2 separate regions of the Homo sapiens genome follow, and region 2 is linked to region 1. Evidence: read pairs that join two places in POLR2A ChIA-PET (ENCODE). Cell type or tissue: Caco-2. All regions are shown on one strand. Links, peaks and the distances in the headings refer to the core of each region. The heading gives the core; the rest is flanking DNA.

What was found. Peaks named below come from ENCODE experiments on the same cell type or tissue, not always from the same donor. Only the 100,000 strongest peaks of a DNase experiment are listed, where the experiment ranks them.
Region 2: POLR2A ChIA-PET joins it to region 1 with 5 read pairs; 2 of 35 experiments call an interaction of 5 or more read pairs at or near these places.

The regions. Positions count from the first base shown.
Region 1 is chr4:158,733,060-158,741,021 of GRCh38, forward strand. No RefSeq gene overlaps it. Among named protein-coding and RNA genes, the nearest start is that of PPID, 14 kb to the left of the region's middle. In Caco-2, for the core only: no CTCF peak of the experiment used is centred there; no DNase peak of the experiment used is centred there.
Region 2 is chr4:159,068,346-159,076,307 of GRCh38, forward strand. It overlaps a transcript of SPMIP2 not described here. Among named protein-coding and RNA genes, the nearest start is that of RAPGEF2, 31 kb to the right of the region's middle. RefSeq lists a silencer at 3,232-3,526. In Caco-2, for the core only: no CTCF peak of the experiment used is centred there; a DNase peak (open chromatin) is centred at 3,266.

The DNA of each region.
Region 1 (7,962 bases), core at 1,348-6,347:
AGGAATGTTCACTGTCACAATCTGTCAATTCTTCTTGTATAATATCTCTCCAATGTATCTCCCTTCTGTTCAGGAAATTTCATACATAAACAAAATAGTCTATTAATGGTTTTCCATCTCTATGGTTTCTCTACATTATAACAGAAACATTAAATAATATAATGGGTACCATTCTTGATAAAACCAAAACAGAGAATTACTCCTCCCCAAGGTATTTTCTCGTATTAACCATCAAAAACAAACAATACATACTATTTTTGCAAATGGCCAAATAATACTGTCTAGTTTTACAGATTTCTAGAATTCAAATTTGAAGGATGAATAAGTTTAGTAAACCACAGGGCTTAATGGCTACCAGATTCCTTATGCAATTCTCCCTGACTTTTACTTGTATCAGCTGAGCCTTTTTTTTTTTTTTGAGACGGAGTCTTGCTCCATTGCCCAGCCTGGAGTACAATGGCGTGATCTTGGCTCACTGCAACCTCTGCCTCCTAGATTCAAGCGATTCTCCCACCTCAGCCTCCCAAGTAGGTGGGATTACAGGTGCGTGCCAACACATCTGGCTAATTTTTGTATTTTTAGTAGAAACGGGGTTTCACCATGTTGGCAAGGCTGGTCTCGAACTCCTGACCTCAAGTGATCCACCTGCCTCGGCCTCCCAAAGTGCTGGGATTATGTCATAATTGAGAACACTAGTGACAATAAGAAATTCAGGATTTCTATGCTAGCTAAAGAGTAATTTATGTGCCCTGGATACTAGTGAGGAGCAAAAAAAAAAAAGGGGGTTTTATATTGTTGCCCACTGAAAGGAATATCTCACTTCACTAAGAATGAGGGTTTCAGTGAGGGTTATGACATTTCTCAAATTGCAGCAATGGATCTATTTAAATTGTGGAACTCTGTTGGAGCTCCAGAAATCTGTGCAAAGCATCATAAAAAAGTTGACCATCATTCCACAATGTATACATATATCAAAACACTATATTGTACACCATAAATATATAAAATTTTTATTTGTCAATTTAAAAAAAGTGACCTTGGCTACTAAACTTGTGAGGCGGGAAAAAACAGCATACATGCTCAAGTGACTCTACCAAAGAGGTATGGAGAGAAAGTTATTCCTCCATTCCTTTTAAGCATAAACAAAATGCTATATAAACAGAAATTGGGAATTATGACTTGTGGCTTGTTTTGTTTTTTTTTGTTTTGTTTTGTTTTTGGTTTTTTTTTTTTACAAAAGTGCAATTATTTATCCTGTGATATGTTTTTCTCACTTACTATACGATGGACATATATCCAGTTCAACTGACATAGATATGATCATTTGTTTTTAATAGATGCATAGTTCCATTGCAGTAATGTACCAGTTTTATTCAACTATCTCTCTCCAGGTTCACCTCAGTTTGGTTTAAGTTTTTGACAATACAAATAAAGCTAAAATAAACATTTCATATATATAAAAAATAAAAACATACCCGAGAGGCTGGTATTATACTCCCATTTCACAAAGAAGGAAAGAAGTTACCCCATAGCCAAATTGTCACAGCTACTCTTGTTTCTACAGCAGACTGTAAAACATGCCCTCCTAGGTCACTAAAAGCATTAATCTAACAGTCTGTCTAGATGTTTGGGGACAACTGTCAAAAAATGACAATTTTGTTTTGATCATTAGTAATATGAGTTGTTGCTCCTGAGAAAAATTAGCCAACAGGGTCAATTACTTCTTTTTTTTTTTTTTTTTTTTTTTTTGAGACGGAGTCTCGCTCTGTCGCCCAGGCTGGAGTGCAGTGGCGGGATCTCGGCTCACTGCAAGCTCCACCTCCCGGGTTCACGCCATTCTCCTGCCTCAGCCTCCCAAGTAGCTGGGACTACAGGCGCCCGCCACTACGCCCGGCTAATTTTTTGTATTTTTAGTAGAGACGGGGTTTCACCGTTTTAGCCGGGATGGTCTCGATCTCCTGACCTCGTGATCCGCCCGCCTCGGCCTCCCAAAGTGCTGGGATTACAGGCGTGAGCCACCGCGCCCGGCCAAGTCAATTACTTCTTGAACATTTCCTTAAAAGTGATCATGGGACCATGTTGTCAGAAGGAGGCTACTTGTTCAGCTTATACACACCCACACCCACACACACACCCACAAACACACACACACACCCCCACACCCACACACACACCCACAAACACACACACCCACACACACACACAAACACACACACACACACACACACCCACACACACACCCACACACGCACACAAACACACACACATATCAATCATTTCAGCTTAAAATTGGCAATTTAGATCACAATTATTTATTATGAAATTAATTTGAAATTTGATCTTGGAAAACAGAATTCCTCTATAGTCTAATTTTGACATATGCTGGATAAAGACTCTGCACTCTTCATTTGATTTACTTTTATATTGAATTAAAATACCCTAATATTACAATATAGTGATAATATTTGCTGAAGTAATTTCATTAGGATGTAACATATCTACTGGGAAAAATAAGTCTTTATTCTGCAGATATTATTGAGTACCTAATACATGTTGGGCTGTGCACATAGTTATAACAGTGAAAAACAGTGCTGCTGCTTTTGAAGAGTTCAGTGTTTACTGAAAGAGACAGAGCATTATAAAATGTGTTATAAAATGGAGGTAGCATTAAGAATCATGGGAGAAAAATTGGGCTATCCAACTTTGCAGGTTTCTAACAATTTCATAGGAGATGTGCTATTTGATTTAATAAATCAAATGTTTTAATAAATTAAATGTTGGAAAATACTAGGCTACAAGATTAGAGTCTAGAGGGACACATGCTAACATCATAGAGGTAACAAGCCCTAAAAACTGTTTATATTAGTCAATTCTCACGCTGCTAATAAAAAAGACATCCGTGAGACTGGGTAATTTTTTTTTTTTTTTTTTTTTTGGAGACGAAGTCTCTCTCTGTTGCCAGGCTGGAGTGCAGTGGTGCCATCTTGGCTCACTGCAACCTCCGCCCTCCGGATTCAAGTGATTCTCCTGCCTCAGCCTCCCAAGTAGCTGGGACTACAGGAACATGCCACCACACTGGCTAATTTTTGTATTTTTAGTAGAGATGGAGTTTCACCATGTTGGCCAGGCTGTTCTCGAACTCCTGACCTCAGGCAATCCACCCGCCTTGGCCTCCCAAAGTGCTGGGATTACAGGCGTGAGCCACTGCGCCCAGCGAGACTGGCTAGGTTATAAAGGAAAGAGGTTTGGCCAGGTGTGGTGGCTCAAGCCTGTAATCGCAGCACTTTGGGGGGCCGAGGTGGGTGGGTCACTTGAGACCAGGAGTTCAAGACCAGCCTGGCCAACATGGTAAAACCCCATCTCTACTAAAAATACAAAAATTAGCCAGGTGTGGTGGTGGATGCCTATAGTCCCAGCTACTTGGGAGGTTGAGGTGGGAGAATTACTTGAGCCCAGGAGCTCAAGGCTGTAGTGACCTATGACTGTGACACTGAACCCAGCCTGGGCAGCAGAGTGAGACTCCATCTCTCCAAAAAAAAAAAAAAAAAAAAAAAGGAGAGAGGTTTAATTGACTCACAGTTCAGCATGGTTGGGGAGGAATCAGGAAACTTACAGTTATGGTGGAAGGGGAAGCAAACACATCCTTCTTCACATGACGGCAGCAAGGAGAAGTATGAATGCCTAGCTAAGGGGGAAGCAAGCCCCTTATAAAACCATCAGATCTTGTGAGAAATAACTCACTACCACGAGAACAGGATGGGAGAAACCACCTCCATGATTCAATTCTCTCCATAACATGTGGGGATTATGGAAACTACAATTCAAGATGAGATTTGGTTGGCGACACAGCCAAACCATATCAATGTTTCTGTCTAAGAAATTAAAAACCGATAAAATAAGTGAACCTGTTATTACCAAGTGTAAGAGAGAACAAAATAGAATGTTAATAATGGAATATCTAACAAAAGTGAGAAACCTACATGTGTAGCTTATTGGAAAAAAAAAGGCTAGAACAGCCTGATGGCCTAAATACATATAAGTCAAATGGGAAAAGAAGTGACGCATGGTGGTGTGCACCTGTAGTTCCAGCTATTCAGGAGGCTGAGGTGGGACCACTTGAGGCCAGGAGTTCAAGGCTGCAGTGCGCTATAATGGCACCTGTGAGTAGCCACTCACTCCAGCCTGGGCAACATAGTGAGATCTGTCGTAAGGGAGGGGAAAGGGAAGGGGAAGTGGAAGGGGAAGGAGAAGGAGGGAAGGAAGGGAGGGAAGGAAGGGAAGGAAAGGAGGGAAGGAAGGGAGGGAAGGAAGGGAGGGAGGAATAAAGAAAGAAAAGAAAGGATTGAAGGAAGGAAGGGAGGGAGGAATAAAGAAAGAAAAGAAAGGATGGAAGGAAGGAAGTAAAGAAGGAAGGGAGGGAGGGAGGGAGGGAGGGAGGGAGGGAGGGAGGGAGAAAGGAAGAGCCTGGTGCGGTGGCTCATGGCTGTAGTACCAGCACATTGGGAGGCTGAGGTGGGTGGATCACTTGGGGTCAGGAGTCCGAGACCAGCCTGGCCAACATGGTGAAACCCCATCTCTACTAAAAATACAAAAATTAGCTGGGCATGGTGGCGCATGCCTGTAGTCACAGCTACTCAGGAGCCTGAGGCAGGAAAATCGCTTGAACCTGGGAGGTGGAGGTTGCAGTGAGCCAAGATCGCGCCACTGCACTCCAGCCTAGGCAACAGAGTGAAACTCCATCTCAAAAAAAAAAAAAAAAGAAAAAAAAGAAAAGAAAAGAAAGAAAACACAAATGGAAATAAATTCTTCATTTTTCATTTTTTCTCAGTTTATCCAGATTTGCTCAAAGCTCAGGACTACAAACAAAACACAACTATATATAAATAAATCTATCTAAAATATGTTCAATATTTTTATTCATTTTTCAAAATCTGGTAATGTTTGAGAGAAGTTTAAATGACATCTATTATCTACCAAACCTCCAATGGCTCAAAGACTAAATCATGAGAAATTTTCATTTGTATATGAAAACTTTTCCTTCTAGTCATATTCTTTGCATATAAGTAGATTTTTTAAAATTACTGGGTATTTTAATACCTTTATTAGAGATGTAAATGATAAAGGACCAGATTGTAGGACTTCATGCGTCCCCCCAAAAAATGCCCTTATAACTTAAAACTAAGACCAATTGTTTAAAATTACTTATATATCATAATTTTTTTTTTTGAGACGGGGTCTCTGCCACTCAGGCTGGAGTGCAATAGTAGTACCATAACTCACTGCAGCCTCAAACCCTAGGCTCATGTGATCTTCCTCCTTCGGCCTCCCAAAGTGCTAGGATTACAGGTGTGAGCCACTGCATCTGGCCTAGTATTTCAATTTTTAAACAGGTATTTTTTTTTAGTCTCTGGATATCTTTATTTTAGTGGAAGATAATCATTATCATTAAGTAAACATTTAAAATAAGTGTTAACATTTATTCCATGCTTACCCTGTATCATGAGTGTTCCATATATTTTATATATGTTTTATTTTATTTTATTTATTTACGTACTTATTTTTTAGAGACAGGGTCTCACTTTGTCACCCAGGCTGAAGCGCAGCCTGGACCTCCTGGGCTCACGTAATGCTCCTGCCTCAGCCTCCCGAATAGCTGGGGCTACAGGCGTGTTCCCCAATGCCTGGCTAATATTTTAATTTTTTGCAGAGATGGGGGTCTCACCTTGTTGCTCAGGCTGATCTTAAACTCCTGGACTCAAGTGATCCTCCTACCTCGGCCTCTCAAAGTAGCATGAGCCACTGTACCTGGCCCATTTTATTTTTTAAAAAGCTACACATTCACAAAATACAATCAAAAGATGAAAAGGAATACACAGTGAAAATTTTCTTGGCCACTCAACTACCCAAATTCAAGCTTTAGAGAAATTCAGCGCTACCATTTTCTGTGATTATGCAGCAAATATGTACATGTATCATCTACTTGTCACTCATTTTTGCACTGTTTTATACTTTGCTTCTTCTAATTAACACTGTATCTTGGCAGTACCCCTTGTCATAACATAAATGTTTCCTCATTCTTTTTTCTGGCATGGTTCAAGTTGAGTGTCTTAGTCTGTTTAGTGTTGTTATAGAGAAAAACCTGAGGCTGCGTAATATATTTTATTTATTTATTTTTAATTTATTTTTAACTTTTTTTAGACAAGGTCTCACTTTGTCACTCAAGCTGGAGTGCGGTGGCATGATCATGGCTTACTGCAGCCTCTACCTCCCAGAATCAAGCAATCCTCCTGCCTCAGCCTCTCTTGTAGCTGGGACCACAGGTGTGTACCATCGTACCAGCTAACTTTTTTTATTTTTTTTATTTTTGTGGAGACAGGGTCTCACTTTGTTGCCCAGGCTCATCTTGAACTCCTGGGCTCAAGCGATTCACCTGCCTCAGCCCCCCAAAATGCTGGAAGTACAGGCATAAGCCACTGTGCCTAGAGGCTGGGTAATTTATAAAGAAAAAAGGTTTATTTGGCTCATGATTGTGATGTCTGAAAAAGTTCATGATTGTGATTCTGCATCTGGTAAGGGCCACAGGCTGCTTGCACTCATAGAAGAATGTGAAGGGGAGCTGCTGTGTGCAGAGATCAAGAGCGAAAGAGGAGGTGCCAGGCTCTTTTTAACAAACAGCTCTTGTGGGAACTAATAGAGTGAAAATTGATCCACTCCTCTCCCCTAGGAGGTGGGAGGGGATTCATCCATTCATGAGGGATCCACTGCCAAGGCCCAAACACCCTGTATTAGGCTCCACCTCTAACATTGGGAATCAGATGTCAACAAGGGTCTAGCGGAACAAACTTCCAAACCATAGCATTGAGTATCTCTAATCCAAAAATCTGAAAGCTGAAATGCTCCCTAAATCCAAAACTTTTTGAGGGCTCACATGCCACAAGTGGAAAATTCCACACCTGGCCTCATGTGACAGGTTGCAGTCAAAACACAGTGAAAATTTGTTTCATGCACAGAACTGTTAAAAATATTGTATAAAATTACCTTCAGGCTATGTGTATAGAGTATACATGAAATATAAATGAATTTTGTGTTTAGACTTGAATCCAAAGATATCTCATCATGTATATGCAAATATTCTGAAATCCAAAGATATCTCATCATGTATATGCAAATATTCTGAAATCCAAAAATATCCAAAATCTGAAACATGTCTGTTCCCAAGAATTTTGGATAAGGGATTTTCAACCTGTGTTTGATTGCATAAGTCCATCAAAGCAGCCCCTTATAGATGGAGATTTAGGTTGTTTCCATACTTTCCCTACCATAACAGTATTACAATAAATATCCACATATAGGTATCAATTCACTCATTTACAAGTACATCTGTTTGAGAAATTCTAGCAAGAAGAATTGCTGGTTGTAAAGTACGTATGTGAGCCACGCACAGTGGCTCATGCCTATAATCCCAGCACTTTGGGAGTCTGAGGTGGGCAGATCTCTTGAACCCAGGAGTTGGAGACCAGCCTGGACAACATGGTGAAATTCCATCTCTGCATAAAATACAAAAATTAGCCGGGCATGGTGGTGCATGCCTGTAGTCCCAGCTACTGGGGAGGTCGAGATGGGAGGATCACTTGAGCCCGAGAGGTTGAGGTTCCAGTGAGCCATGCCTCTGCACTGCACCCTGCGCAACAGAGTGAGATCCTGTCTCAAATATACATACATACATACATACATACAATTAAAAAATAAAGTATGTGGGCTTTAATTTTTTGATAAGTATTGCCAAACTGTCTTATGTAATGGCTACACTAATTTACACTCCCCCAAGCAATGTATGAGAGTACATATCTCCACCAGACTCTTACCAACAAATGTATTTTTAAACTTTTTGATCTTTGCTAATAAGATTCAGTGGAAATGCCTTAGCACTTATGTTCTAAATAGATTTTCTCACTAATCTCT
Region 2 (7,962 bases), core at 1,040-6,039, 330 kb after region 1:
TCATGTCCTTTGTGGGGTCACGGATGAAACTGGAAACCATCATTCTCAGCAAACTATCACAAGGACAAAAAACCAAACACCCCATGTTCTCACTCAGGGGTGGGAATTGAACAATGAGAACACATGGACACAGGAAGGGGAACATCACACACCGGGGACTGTTGTGGGGTCGGGGGAGGGAGGAGGGATAGCATTTGGAGATATACCTAATGCTAAATGACGAGTTAATGGGTGCAGCACACCAACATGGCACATGCATACATATGTAACAAACCTGCACGTTGTGCACATGTACTCTAAAACTTAAAGTATAATTAAAAAATAAATAAATAAATAAATAAAAAATAAAAAAATAAAAAAAAGAAAAAGAGCAGAAGTGAGACTCAATGAGCCAAAACTGACAAAACTACCCATAACTTGGAGAAAGGAAGAAATGGAAAATAGAAAAGGTAAATTGGGATGGAGAAGAAACCAAAAAGACATATTATTTACAAAGCAATGATAATTAGAATTGTAGTCTAACTTGGTGAATCTTCCACTTGAAGTAAAGTAGATCCTTTTGGGAGCTACCTCTTTAGGGCTAATAATGCAACATCTCTGAGCACATCTTTCATCTCCTAGATTACCTCTTATGTTGGTTCCTCCTAGAATTTCTTTTCTTCTAAGAAACAATTAGGCTGGGTGCCGTGGCTCACACCTATAATCCCAGCACTTTGGGAGGCTGAGGTGGGTGGATCACCTGAGGTCAGGAGTTCGAGACTAGCCTGGCCAATGTTGTGAAACCCCATCTCTACTAAAAATACAAAAATTAGCCAGGCGTGGTGGTGGGTGCCTGTAGTCTCAGCTACTCGGGAGGCTGAGGCAGTAGAATCTCTTGAACCTGGGAGGCGAAGGTTACAGTGGGCCAAGATCGTGCCACTGCACTCCAGCCTGGGTGACAGAGTGAGACTCCGTCTCAAAAACAAACAAACAAGAAACAATTAAATCCTACTTCAGATCCTTTTCACTTTCTCTTAAAAATGCTTCTGAAATTAAATAATGCTAGAAGTCTTTAGGAAGTATGAATTTAGGTTTTTAACTTGTTTTCTTTTTTCTTTTTTTTTTAAGAGACAAGGCCTCACTCCGACACCCAGGCTGGAGTGCAGTGGTGTGATCATGGCTCACTGCAGCCTCAACCTCCCCAGGCTCAAGAAATCCTCCTACCTCAGCCTCCCAAATATTTGGGACCACAGGCAAGTGCCACCACACCTGGCTAATTAAAAAAAAAAAAATCTTTTGTAGATATGAGGTCTCCCTATGTTGCCCAGCCTGGTACTTATTTTCTGTAAATCATGAACATACCTTGATGCAATATTAACATTTTTCTCATACCCTTTAGAAACTCCTTTGTACATGATACATATTTTTTTTTCTTCAGTTCTTTTTTATTCCTAATGAAGCAAACATCTGGGATATTTAATACAAAGTGGAGCATTCTTGACTAACCATTTAAATATTGTCTCTATTTTGTTAGACTCTGACATTAACAAGAATGGCTTCCACCTGTCTCTCGAAGTCTACTGGAAGGCTTTGGAATCCTAATAGCAGAGATTGCATATTTAGTGCCACAGAGAACTAAGCATGTAATATTTTAAGCACGTTATTGTAAAAGAAGGGAATGACTAGTAACCTCTCGCAAAGTACAAGAAGGAGGTGGTACACTTTTTTTTTTTTTGTAACAACAATTACTCATGACAGAAGGACTCAGATGGGGAAAAGGACAGATGGTTCTTATTACACCCTGCCCCTAACTTGAATTACCATTCCCTACCATAAACAGAATGTGCCAAAACTGTAAGAGAAAAAATCATGAGATAAAAATCTGCAATATTTTGTGCCATCGAGTTGTTTAAAACCACAATGTAATGACAAGTACATTTAGTGAATACAGTGAAGTCAGAAAATCTTTTGCCATAATAAACATCAACAGTCATCAAGTATTTAATTGATTCAAGGGTAATATATACACTGGCAAGTGATTGAATGTAAATACGTTTTAAAGTGAATTTTTAAGTTTCCATCATATTGTCTAGTATAATCTTTACAACTCCACTGTAAGCTTTTGTTGCTTTAATAGTTCACTAAGCTTTGACCTACACAAACTAAACTTTTCTGAGTGGTGATTAAGTTTTAATGCCAGATGATGCCTAGACATTTTCAAATGTAAAGATACACATATGGTTTGGAAGAGCCTTAAATTATTAATATCAACCAAGTGGTAGATAAGGAGAATATTTTGCTAACTTTGGAGGTATTTCTTACCTCCTTCACACATAAGTCTTATTAGATTGTCCTCAATATGGCAATCTGTAATGTAATACTTATTAGAGAAGAGTGCTGTGAAATGGAGACATGCTTTTTATCACTTAAATGTATGCAGACCCATATACTCAGAATTTTCAGGATTCTGAAAGATATGAGTGAAAACTTGTGTCAGAGAATATATGTTTATGTGGCACTTATTTGGTTTTATGAATGTTTTAGAGGGAAAGTTGCCAGGCGAGAACTCATCCTCTAAGGACGCTTGATAGCATGCTGGAACCATTCGTTCTGGATCTGCGCCAAGCCTCAGTGGTCAGCAATGATGATGAGCACTATTGGCAACATGATTTTCAGAAAGAACAATCAAAACAGATTCTGTTTGTTGCCCTGTGGATTGGTTCCAAGAAACATCTTTGTCTCTGGATGATCAAAGCATGGTCTGATAGGCTAAGAATGCAGTAATTGTTATAATTAGCTAATAATTTTGGAGCAAAAAAAATTATTAGTGGCTGCTAACTCGTTTGCATGCTAATGTTTTTGGAGGGAGGGGAAAATCTTTTGAGGCTTGACATTTAAAAAATGGATCTGAGTTAACTTTTGGCAGTAGTTGTTGTTAGAATAATATACAGGAGATTGTATTTAGGTGATGCCTTCAGAGAATCCTAAAAGGTGGCTGGTAGAACCTGTGTGTGGTTTCTGGTATCTCAGGTAAAGTTGTCCAGAGTGAGCTTCCTCTTGAGGACAAAGGACAAGAGGAAGAACAGGAGGAGCCTTGGATTTACAGATTCTACCATTTACTCACAAGAATAATAAAAATTCAAAACACCTGCTGTCTCTCAGGATCAAAAAGCAACACAGCGATTTCTTTTAAACAAAAGCAAACACAGGGCAGCAATGAGAAATTCATTATGAAAGAAAATGAAGCAAGTATCTGGACTTGGGCCCTTCCCAAGCCCTGAAAACTAAAGTCTGAACATCCTGATAGATGAGTCACTGCCTCCTTCCTGCTAATGTTTGTACCTGAGAATTCTTTTTTTTCTTTTGTCACCATGAGGGAAAGAATTCTTTTTTCCTGTTGGCTCAGTAGAAGAGACTGGAGGATTCTACTCCAGTTTCTCAAGCTGTGGAGTTGTGGTGGATGATGATGTCAGAAAAGAGAGAGAGATTCCAAAATCCTGGGTTGCAGGTTGGAATTTGACTGCTTTCCCACAAAAACAACAGGGAGCTAGAGTTCTTTGGTTCAGCTGCCTGGGGGTTAGTAGACCTGCAAGGTCCTGCTAGGAACCTAACTACCATTTTTAGCATTGTTTCCATAGGAATTTTTTCTTCTAAGTTCCAAATGAATTCACAAATACCTGTTTTAGAAGTAACAATAGCAGTTAGAGCCAGACATCTGTGGCTCACCCCTGTAGTCCCAGCACTTTGGTAGGCCAAGGTGGGTGGATCACTTGGGCCCAAGGAGTTTGAGACCAGCCTGGGCAACATGGCAAAGCCCCCGCTATACAAAAAATACAGAAATTAGCTAGGTGTTGTGGCGCATGCCTGTAGTCATAGCCACTCAGGAATCTGAGGTCAGAGGATCACCTAAGGCTGGGAAGTAAAGGCTGCAGTGAGCTGTGATTGCACCACTCACTCCAGCCTGAGTGATAAAGTGAGACCCTGTCTCAAAAAAAGAATAAAAGAAAAATATTAATAGAAGTTTGTAGATTGAGGACAACTTGGATTTGAATGTCTCCTTTGTGTTTATTTCTTGATCTTTTCTGTTATAGTGTTTTAATGATGCTCATTGTTAATCTTATGAATTCTTTTTTTTTTTTTTTTTTTTTTGGAGATAGGGTCTCACTTTGTCACCCAGGCTGGAGTGTGGAGTGTAGTGGTACTAACATGACTCACTGCAGTCTTAACCTCCTGGACTAAGCAATTCTCCTGCCTCAGCTCCCCGAGCAGCTCAGATTACAGACACGCACCACCATGCCTATATAATTTTTGTGTTTTTTGTAGAGATGGGGTTTCGCCATATTGCCTAGGCTGGTCTCAAACTCCTGGGCTCATGTGATCTACCTGGCTCGGCCTCCCAAAGTGCTGGGATTATGTTAATCTTATGAATTCTTTTTTCAGTGTCCCAAATTCTTCAGAGAAACTACTTCGCCAGTAATAATATAATTGCTCTAAAACTAGATTTAGAATATTAATGAAAAGATGTGCTTTGATAAGTATAACAAAACATGGTGAATTATGCTGGCTTCCTATTTTTTAATTGTAGGAAGGTAAACTATTATTAATATTTATGGACTATTTCCTATCTTTTCAAAGGTTTTGTTAGTCTCACAATGCTGCAGCCAGAGAAGTAGGTGACATGTATTGTTAATGCATATGCAAATTATTCTAATGGAGTGTAATCCCATTTGTCTTTTGTGCTGTGTTTGTGCTTTTTTGAATCCACACAATGTCACACCTATGGAGGGAAGCTGTTCGGTTTAGGAAGAATACATTTTCTTTTTCTTTTTCTTTTTGTTTTTGTTTTGGAGACAGGGTCTCACTTTGTCACCCAGGCTGGAGTGCAGTGGCGCAAACACGGCTCACTGCAGCCTCGACCTCCCAGGCTCAAGTGATGCTTCCACCTCAGCTCCCCAAGAAGCTGGGGCCACAGGCGCACGCCACCATGCCCGGCTAAAACTTGTATATTTTGTAGGAATGGGGTTTCACCATGTTGCCCAAGCTGTTCTCAAACTCCTGGGCTCAAGCGATCTGCCCAACTCAGCCTCCCAAAGTGCTGGGATTACAGGTGTGAGCCACCGCACCTGGCTGGAAGAATACATTTTCTTCTATTATTCTACCTACTCTTCATTCAGGCTCTCTTTGACCAAAAAAATAAATAAGTAAAATTCCACAACAAATAATAAAACCAAAATACCTAACCATGCTTGTACTTTAAAAATAAGAAGAAATGGAAGCTCTCCTCTCTGTCCACCCTGCTGCCATCCTCCCTCTCCTAATCCAGTCATTTTTCCCTTCAGGAAATAATCTGGACTAGAAATATGTCCAAAATACGTCCTAAGAAAAACTGAATTCTGGCCGGACATGGTGGCTCATGCCTGTAATCCCAGCACTTTGGGAGGCTAGGGCGGGAGGATCACCTGAGGTCGGGAGTTCAAGACCAGCCTGGCCAAAATGGTGAAACACTATCTCTACTAAAAATACAAAAAAATTAGCTGGGCATCATGGCAGGCATCTGTAATCCCAGCTACTCGGGGGGCTAAGGCAGGAGAACCACCTTGAACCCAGGAGGTGGAGGTTGCAGTGAGCCAAGATCACATCACTGCACTCCAGCCTGGGTGACAGAGTGAGACTCTGTCTCAAAAAACAAAAACGAAAAACTTAATTCCAGTGGAGGCTTTCTGAAGACTCTTGGTGATAAAGGGTCCTGTTGACTCTGGTGAAAATGCAGGTCAAGACTTTTCTAGTGCATTTCTTGCCAGCATCACTGAATTATTCAAAACAATTGGGATTCAAATATTACAAACATATCAATTTATACTTTTTACCATTATTTCAATAGCACTTTTTTTTAGTTGCATGTGACAGAAACTTCAACTAGTTCAAGCACAGAGGGCATATACTATAGATGCTGTATGCTCATATAGCAGTGAAGGCAGGCGTAGAAGAGAGCTGCAGGAACAAGGAGCTCAGGGAATGAAATGGGCACAATGACTTCAGGACCCTCTCCTTGGCACCATCTTTCTCTTATTCCTAGTTGTCTGCTGAGTTCCATTCTATAGAAGGCTCTACTTGAGAAGATGAGGTATGGCCACAGAGAGCCCCAAGGTTACATTTATCAGTTATTCATTCAAGAAGAGGACAAGCCACTTCCCTCCAATTTGGGAAGTTCTGGGTACAGAATTCTTATTAGTCTGGCTTAGAGTGCAGCTTCACCTTGTGAAGTTATCCTTATTCTAAGGGATAGTAGGAATATAAGTGACCCACCATGATCCTGGGGTGGTTTTTGCAGTGAGTGGGGCAATGTGTAATGGAGCACATGTTTTACAATCTCAACAGAAGCAGGAGGTTGACCAGAAGAAGGAGGATATTGAATCTGGGAGGCAGATGAAAATATTAACTATACAGTCCATTATATTATTCATGTTAAGAATTTGTATCAACCAGAGACCCTCATAACATGAGGTAAGATGGGACACTCACATTAGGGATTTTCAAGAGAGCTTAATAAAGAGACTATTTACAAGGATGCAAGGGGGATGTGGGGAAACCACAGTGATGCAATTTCTTGGGGCTGGTAAGAGCAAGGGCCTTACCAATCTGAAGTCTGGTCAAGGATGGAGCCCTTGCCCTCTCACAGTGACCACCTTAGGGAGGGACATGGGGAATAAATACTTCAAACTCTTGCTGTCCTTCTCTCCCATCTCCTGCTGATGTACTCTATTAGTTGAACCTGCCTAGAAGCAAGCAAACAACAGAGTCCATTGATGTAGTCCTTATAGGTCAGCCTACCAGTGCAGGGACGAGAGTGGAAATGGGTGGTGATCTGGAGGGTCAAACAGAAAATTTGCAGCATGGCCTTATTTACCTACAGACAGATACACATGCATATACATGTACATTTCATGTGACAGAAACAACCATGTAACCGAATATTCAATTTAGTCATATACATAAATATGTCAATGAGATATTATCCGTGATATTCAAAGATTAACTTGTCATCAAGTATTGTGTAAACAAAATCTAAAGGTTATTATTTTCCTTTAACATTTTTTTCTAACCATACTTTAAAATACCACTGCATTGTATTGGATCATTTTGTAATTGTGTTTCTATAATGATGAGAGATTTCTAGTAGATGAGTGGCCTGGAAAAAATTCAAAGAGACAGCGTGGCATAATGAAAGCTTTTAGAGGTGGGCCAACTTGGATTTGAATCCTGTGTGATAATCTTGGTCACTTTAACTTCATCTGTGCCAACAGCGTGTAGGACAAAGCAATCATATCTGGTGACAGGATGTGTCATAGACCAATACTCAGGGACTTCCACTATGCATAAATCACCAACATTCACATTTTTAGATCCAATTAAAATAGTGATGCCATGACTATCAAGCATCAAGCAGAACATAATTTGACTCATCTTTTTTTTTTTTTTAAATTCTGAAAGCTCTTCAGTATTTTGTAATGAGGGCTCACAGTTTACAGTGATGAACATCCATGAGCGTTGGATAATGCTAAAACTTTTGCTTCACCATTTACAGCAGAAAAAAAACCCTGGCTGGTGGCACTAATTTTTTTTCCATGTAATCAAGAAGATTTTGCCACTAACTAGGCCTTTAAACCAATAGTTGGCTTTTAGTTTCTCTAATGATGGGGACGGTGGTGATGATGAGGATGATGCTGACATTTATAGGGTACTGTGTACTATGTGCTTCACACATGTTAATTCTCCCAACAACTGTGAGTCAGACACTATTGTCCCGATTTTACAGGTGAAGAACTTGCAGCTCAGAGGGTTATTAAAACAAGATCACACTTCCAATAAGCATTAAAACTTATCCTCAAACCTTGGTCTGTGTCATTCTAACACTTTCACTGATGGCTAAAGATTACCAACTCCCAAAAGATTGCTCTTTTGACCTATAGTTTTAATTCTGGG